2 separate regions of the Mus musculus genome follow, and region 1 is linked to region 2. The links are chromatin loops, found by intact Hi-C in ENCODE. Cell type or tissue: left cerebral cortex. All regions are shown on one strand.

Region 1 (4,000 bases), 140 kb after region 2:
AAAGCCAAAGTAGTAAGACACTCCCCTTCCCCAGAGTCTACAGTTTATTCTGAGTCTATTAGCAGGAACAAGAAGATAAACCTACTTTTTCAGGCTTTTCCTACTCATGTCCCCCCAAATTTTCATCTTTCTATTCTGCTTTAGTAAAGATCTAGGAACATACAGTCACTAGAAGAATGTAGTGACAGGAGAGACTGTAAGAGTTACAGTAATATTAAACATATAAAAGCCAGTTGGCAGAAAAAGACTTCCTCATGGAAGTCTTTTTATATAACATGTACAACATATATGAAGCATGCTCAAAAGAAGCCCTCACATACTTAGGAGTGGCAGGTACTATATAAATGTCATGATAAGGGTCATAAGGAACAGATTTCATTTTCTAGGCTCTTTGCTCTCTAGACCACTCCCATTCTCAAGAGTGCTCCTCACCCCCTTTAAGCCCTTTCCTTCCTTTCTTTCTCTTGTGTGTGACCCTATATTCCTGACTAGTTTGAAACTATTTATGTAGACTTGACTGGACTCAACTCACACTGTTTCCGACTCTTGCAAACTCTGAATTTAAAAAAGTGTGGGTCTCAAAAGAGTCCGGTCCCCAATGAAGGAGCTAGAGAAAGGACCCAAGGAGATGAAGGGGTTTCCAGCCCTATAGGAGGAATAACAATATGAACTAACCAGTACCCCCAGAGCTCCCAGGGACTAAACCACCAACCAAAGAGTACCCATGGTGGAACTCATGGCTCCAGCTGCATATGTAGCAGAGGATGGCCTAGTTGGTCAGCAATAGGAGGAGAGGCCCTTTGTCCTGTGAAGGTTCTATGCCCCAGTTTAGGGAATGCCAGGGCCAGGAAGCAGGTGTGGGTGGGTTGGTGAGCAGGGGGAGGGGAGAAAGGATAGGGGGTTTTCGGAGGGGAAAGCAAGAAAGGGGACATTTGAAATGTAAATAAAGTAAATATCTAATAAAAAAAGTGTGGGTCACTATGCCTGGTCCCAATTTTCTTTTAGTTATTATTTTGTATAATGTGGTTAAGAGTGCAGGTGCACGTGTGCCGGCCTGAGGACAACTTGTGGAAGTTCGGCTCGCTCATCGGGTCTTGAACTGAGGTTATCATCAGGCTTGGAGGCAAGCTTCTTTACTCTGTGAGCCATCTCATCCACCCTACTTTCCTTTTCGTAATAAACTGTCTTTACTTCGAAAGGCGTGTTTCTCGTCTAATTCTGTGACTAGAGACACAAGTACCTGGATACTTAAGTGGGTGCATTAAGGCTCACAAACCTAACAGGAGCAACACTGGGTGACGTGTGCGCTTTGACAGGTCTGTCCTGTGTCCACACGGGCACAACTCCAGTCGTTGGTCTGGTTGTCAGGCCAGCAGTCTCTAAATCGAGTTGGGGTAAAGCCACTCTTGGGGCAGGAATCGGTAACTGCCCTGCCTGAAGGGGCGTAAACTCAGGGTAAACTGAAGCGCCCGAAGCCGGAGGACACTTAAGTCGAAGAAAACAGCAGTGACATCAGCCGCCCTCCGCAGTCTCTTACGCTCCAGCCCTTGGTTGCAGAGTTCTTTTTCCATCTCTGTGGTCGTCAACTTGTATGAGACGCTGGCGACACTAAATAAATTCTTGCTCTGAACGTCTTCCAAACAGCCCGCGCAGTGGTCGGAACTGGTCCTGCAGCCCCAGGCCGGGAGCGGAAGTGCCGTTGGCGGTGTTACCTTCCGACTCTTCCGGCGCGAGCTCTAGGGTGTGAAGCTCCTTTGTTCCTCAGAGGCGGGGTCCGCCCCTCGGCGGCTGCACTTCCTCGGGCTGTGCGGGCCAGCGCGGCCGGAACCTCCGCTGCGCGCTTGGTTCTCTGTCTTTATTTTCAGGAATTGGCGAGTTCAGGTGAGTGCGAGGTGAAAGCTGTTGAGAGGGCTTTGCCACCTTGTATTTACAAACGCGTGTGTCGTCAGAAATACGGCATCCTCTTCGCACGTCCCTTATTTGTTTCCAACACTTAGTTACATTTGGGTAGAAAGCCATCTCTTTAGTTGTCGGTGTGCTTGTAAACGCGTGTGTACTGGAAAAACAAAAAACAACAAACAAAACCTTAAACCAGTATTCACTCATTGTAGCGGAATTTCTTAGGCCCTACCTACAGGATTCAAAACAAGGACCTGTAGGAGGAATGGGTGGAGACTATTGAAGTATTCGGGTTGATTTATTTCTGCAAAAAATGTTTGGGTGAGTTGTGTTGATGGAAAAAAAAAATAGCTCTGGCCTTAAAGGAAATAAAAGTTGATCCTGAACCAAATAATGACAATGACCAGAAAAATATGTGTTTCCCCAAAATAACATGTTCCATTGTGGAAGTGGTTACATGACTTATTAGTGTTTTTATTTATTTATTTATGGGTGTTTTATTTGGTCATTTCTTGTATATGTGGATAGTTGGTTATGGCAAAGCGACAAAATTCAGCCTATATTCTTGGGCAGCTTGTAGCAATTGGAGAAGCTTAATATTTAATAAAGGAAATAAATATGAGACTGCAAATTGATGAAGACTCAAAGTTGAGGGCTATATTTTTCCTGTCTTTGTATGGTAATAGGTAAAATAAAGAAAAAAATGGCGATTTAATCCAAAAATACTAGATGTTGGAGTTAGTGATGCTGAAGGGAGTGGGAAATAGTCATCTCTCCCTCTTCCTAAAGTATTAGCGAGTGTTGGGACTGCCTTTTTCAGTGTGTCACCTGAGTCTCTTTGGAGATCATTGTTCTTGTTTGTTAGGATTGACAGAGGCAGTATGATAATGAAAGAGAGAGGAGACCTCAGCAGAAGGAGGTTGTCCTTTCCTGGGAAGGTGGAGAGTGTGTGTCGAGGGGCTTGGGGTTTGAGAGGGCAGAAAAGAGACTGGAAATTTCATCTGTATGTTTGTTCTTTGTAGTCTTAGGACGGAGACATGCCAGTAGTTGCTTTATCATATGTTGAGTGTTTTTGTAAGGTTTTCCCTGGCTCCTGACTGCAGATCATGTTCTCTTCAGTGTTGGCTTTCTAGTCAGTATGCTGAGTCAGGAGTTTCTCAGCCCCTCTGATGCCCTTTACTTTAGATTATTAACTCGCCAGTGTAATGTTACACTCGTGTTCCTGAAGAAGTTGGGTCTCGCCGCAGCGCTCTTGCTTGCAATGATAGTGCTTGATGACAGTTCTGTTAGGTCACCTGGAAAATGAGTACTATTTCACTTTGGAGGTGGAAGCAAACTCTGCTGAGAAGCTATTGAAGTAGACACTACAGAATTTATTGGAGTTCAGTAATTACCAGATGTCGAATGTATGGAATCAGTAATTTCACGAGTATTGCTTCTAGGGGGCTAGGTGGTGGTACCAGCAAATCAAGGTTATAGTAAGATGTTAATAGATGCCCTTTAATATTTGGATTTCAGCAAGCAAAGTTGGCCACAGATGGAGAAACAATAGAGATAGATAATCACCCTCCTAGAATTGTTTTTAATATAAAATTTAACCCTAAGCTCCCTATTTTTGTGTATTGTCTCTCTTAGTTGTTTTAACTAGGGATCTATGCGACCATTTTATCAAGCCAACAAGTAGGAATATCTTTGATTTTATTTTACTGTCTCCTATATTAGAAGGTTTAAGGCCAAAATGGAATGCTTTTCTACAGTAAACACTATGACTGTGAGAAATCTAAGCAAGGATAAAGTTCAAGTAAAGCCTGTGTATTGTTTTCTTCTGTATTTATTCATTAGCTTGAGATGTTTCAATTTAGTGGGATTCCCCAGGCATAGCTTTAATCTAAAAGCAAGATTGACTGAACTCATGCATTTTTAACTGATATGTTTTAGCAAGAGCTAAATCATAAAGATACATCCCTGTCCCCTTAATCTGAATCAAGTGGCGATGTATATGACCTGGCATATAAAAGTACCATTTGAGGATTTAAATGAAGAACTTGAAATTGAGAACACTGTTGCTCTCAGTTTGTGTATATTTCAACTCCCTTTAGGT
Region 2 (4,000 bases):
TTGTAGGCTGCCATATGCGTACTGGGAACTGAACCAGGGTCCTTTGGAAGAGCAACAAAGGTTCTTAACCACTGAGCAATCTCTCCAGACCAACTTCTCCATTTCTTTAAAACATCTTTTGATCTCCCATTCATGGTCCCCTTTCTAGGTTCATGTCTTATATTCACAGTCACAGCCATATGAGACACACACACACACACACACACACACACACACACACACACACACAAAGCTAGTATCCATATAGGATCCATGTGAAACTATGAAGTAGTTTATAACTCTTTCTGGCCTTGAACTCACAGAGATCCACTTGTGTTTGCCTCCTGAGGGCTGTTAAAGGTGCATATCACTATGCCTGACCTAGTTTTACTCTGAATTATTCCAAAAATAGAAAACACCCAAGCTGTTAAACTGTCTCTAAAAATTAAGTCGTTTGGGCCAAAAAGCTGGCTCAGTGGGTGAAAGAGAAGCTGACTTCCATTGCTGAAACCCATGGTGATAACGGACGCCTGAAAGTTGTCCCCTGACCTCCATACATTGCCATGTACATGCCTGCTTACTCTGTTAAACCATGCACACACATACACACACCCCATTATCACGAAAAATCAGGAAAAGATGTTAGGAACTAAGCATTTTGGATACAGGGTTTCATGTATCCCAGACAGACTGGCCTTGAATTTACTATGTAGCCAAGGATGGCCTTGAACTTTGTCTTCTTCTCCCAAGCACCACTAGTACCATCTACGGTACTGGCGATGGATCCCAGGGCTTCGTGATGCTAGTCCGGGCTCTACTAACAGCCCTGGGTGGTGAAAACGTGATGGAATCAAGGACTGAGGTGTTAGCAGAGTCCAGAGACACACAAAGACAGGTCGACATAAAGGTGTCTGGAGACAGCACTAACTGAATGGACCAAACGGATCATTTTTCCTGGGTTGGCAGATTGTGCAACATGGCTAAGGGCATCGCGAGCGTGAGGGAGAGGCGGGAGAGAAAAGCTTTTGTCAGCAGCATCTCCACCGGGGCGTCCCCACACCCATCCTCGCCCCACCGGTCCGCCATCAACCGAGGCGCACCCCGGCCTGGTCCCGCCTCTCGCCCCGCCCCCGCACTGCTCCCCCTTCAAGGTCTCGCTTCTGATCTCGACCTCTCGGCTCTTTTCCTGTCTCAACGCCCCTTATGAACCCACCCGAAAAAGGGTGCAACTGTCGGGACGCTGGAACAAACAAGTTTTTCTCTCCAGCTTGGAGAGCTCCAACGTGGCTGAGAACTCCGAGCCGGAAATGGAAGTGACGTCACGGCCAGCCCCCCCTTTTCTCCGAGCTCTGAGTCCTTCTCGGCGTTTGTCCGAGGGCTCTCCACGCAGCGCTCGGTGAGGATTCGGTGAGGAGCTGCGGGGGCGGCGCGGGGAGGGCGAGGACTCGGTAGGCCTGTGCGGGGAGGCGGGCCGAGCTCTGCTCGCGGGGTCCCGCGGCTTCCCGGGCTCTGCAGCCTTCCCGGGTGCCGCGGCCCGAGTGCGCATCCCGACTCAGCCCTGAGCTGTTTGCACCCACCTTTCTTCTAAAGCCGGTGTAAAGTAACCTTCGTGGAATTATTTTCCTCCCCAGAAAGAATAGACTTTTCGCCATTGGTATCACATTGAGACGCTGCATTTTCCATTCTTGGACCGGGCGATTCTGTTTGGGGGAGCCGAGCTTTGGCTGAAAGGTGGGTGAGGGCAGCCTTTTCCTCTTGTTTTTCTTTTTGTGTGTGTATGGAAAGGAATGCTTTATCCGATTATTTCGCTTTCGTGGGACCTATGTTTACCTGAGACACATTGCATTCTGATTTTTTTAAAAAGGCAACTTCGTTGTAGACTTTCGCAGAGTGCATTTATCTGTATATAAATATAAACGTACAAAGACCCGGGTCTTTGTGTTGAAGAAAAGTAAGGATAACAAGTTACTCTTGATTTGATGCTGGGGCCGCAACTCAGAGCCTCATGATGCTAAGCACTCTCCTGCTGAGCTACACCCTAGCCCAAATAGTTAGCTATTGTCTGAATGTTGTAGGCCTGTGCCTCCTTGCAGACTTTAAAAAATGGAGGCTTTGTTAGGTTAGTACTGATTAAACTGGTTGGTTTTTCAAGGAAAATTAAAATACAGTTTATGTTGAACTATTTGAGAATAGGTTGGGAATTTCAGGCATGATTTTTTTACATAACGGGGTAATACATTTTCTAAAAAAAAAAAAAAAGAAGATACTGACCCAGTAAGACCGTAAATACTGATCTTTCAGCCAAGATAATAAAAAATTAATATTATCTAATATCTTCTTTGTGTGAAATCAGAATTCTTCATTGTTATAAGTTTTTGGGTGTTTTTGCATCTAAGATCTTTTCAAAGTTTCTTTGTTTTTCTAATAGTGGGAATTGAATCTAGGGCTTTGTGCATGTTTAGTAAGCTCTCTTACTGAGCTATAAACCAAGACCTCTTTAAGGCATTTTTGCTGTTATTTAATCTATTTTAAGTTGTTATCTGTTTATGTGTGGGGTGTGGGTTTCTGCCTTGAGTGCAGTGCCCCTGGATGTCACAAAGGGCCTTGGCTCCCTACAGCTGCGTTACAGGAGGTTGTGAGCCACCTGGTGCGGTGCCGGTGTGGTGCTGGGAACCAGATCTCTGGTTCTGGAAGAGCCGTATGTACTTTTAACTAAGTCTTCAACCCCCATTTTAAGGTTCTTATATTGAAATTTTCAGATACCTTTTTAGGATCTTTGAACCTAGGGTAGGTCATGTTGTTTGTTATAGTAACTTTTTAAGGAGGTATGCATTTTCGCATTTCGATGGTTTGTTTCTGTTGGCATTTTTCTCCATTTAAATTTTTTTCTCCATTTTTGATTTTTTTTCACTGTAGACTAACTGATGCTTGGATTTCTGAGTGAAGTGGTATATAGCTCTTGCCTAGAATGTGTGAGGCCCTGGGTTTCAGCTTCAGCACACCAGTGAAGGGAGGTAGTGACAAAAATCTAGCTTAAGCCTGTTCTTACAGTCCTGAATAACTGTATTACCAATTGATGAGAGCTTTGGAAGTTCATACAGTCTACTGAGTTTTTGAGTTAATACACCTTTGTTATATGAGAGTACACAAAGGTAAGGTGTGTGTGTGTGTGTGTGAGAGAGAGAGAGAGAGAGAGAGAGAGAGAGAGAGACAGAGACAGAGACAGAGACAGAGACTGAGACAGAGTCTAGGTGGCGAACCTGGGGCCTTGGACATGGTAAATAAGTGCTCTGTCACTGAGCTATATCCACAGCCTTTTAACGGGTTAAACTCCATTTGATTTTGTCCACATGAGTGCATGTATATCCTGGGGTAAGTGTCAGGTGTCCATCTTTCCTTTCATCGTGTGGGTCCCAGAAATTGAACTCGGGGAACCTTAGGTTTTTAGGCTTGGTGGCAAATGCCATTACACACTCAGCCATTTCTGAGGAGCTGGGGCTGGGGTGGCTACTGCTTCCTCCTCCTCCTCCTCTTCCTCCTTTTCTTTTTCTTCTTTCTCTTCTTCCTCTTCCTCCTCTTCTTCTTCCTCCTCCTCCTCCTCCCCAGCACAGATGTTCCATACACCTTTTTATTTGACAATGTTGATTGTACAAAACACAAAAAGTATATGTATGACTATAACTCATATAATGTATTTTGATCATATTCACTCCCAAGAGAAGTGAGTTCTATCTAAGTTGAGACCAAATGACAGGGTTTAGGACTAACCACGGAGAAGGAGAAGGGCGTAGGAGGTAAGGGGAGCGTGGTAAGCAGTGACTAATTATATTTGTACAGTGCAAGACGAGAGCTTCAAGAGTTAATCCAGGGTTGACAGGAATTTCACTTATTTTCTTGGTGGTACACAAGCTCTTATTCTAGCAGATGGGTAGTGGAGACTGGCAGGAGTATCATTGCAAGTTTGAGGTAACTCAGGGCTATATAGTAAGGCACAATCTAAATAAACAAGGGGGTCAGTGGT

Evidence for each region. A loop is a pair of places that touch in the nucleus more often than their neighbours do. Peaks named below come from ENCODE experiments on the same cell type or tissue, not always from the same donor. Only the 100,000 strongest peaks of a DNase experiment are listed, where the experiment ranks them.
Region 1: a loop joins it to region 2, with 2.2 times the contacts of the local background. A loop is called at or near these places in 1 of 42 quality-filtered maps.

The regions. Positions count from the first base shown.
Region 1 is chr9:20,382,898-20,386,897 of GRCm38, reverse strand. It overlaps Zfp560 (zinc finger protein 560), which reads left to right and starts at 1,740. Exons shown (of 7, transcript NM_001004190.3): 1 at 1,740-1,881. In left cerebral cortex, CTCF peaks have their summits at 1,458 and 1,663; a DNase peak (open chromatin) is centred at 1,740; H3K4me3 peaks cover 1,690 bases; H3K27ac peaks cover 1,051 bases.
Region 2 is chr9:20,518,730-20,522,729 of GRCm38, reverse strand. It overlaps Zfp266 (zinc finger protein 266), which reads left to right and starts at 1,311. Exons shown (of 9, transcript NM_001082485.1): 1 at 1,311-1,386; 2 at 1,611-1,710. In left cerebral cortex, no CTCF peak of the experiment used is centred here; DNase peaks (open chromatin) are centred at 1,318 and 1,992; H3K4me3 peaks cover 2,675 bases; H3K27ac peaks cover 1,600 bases.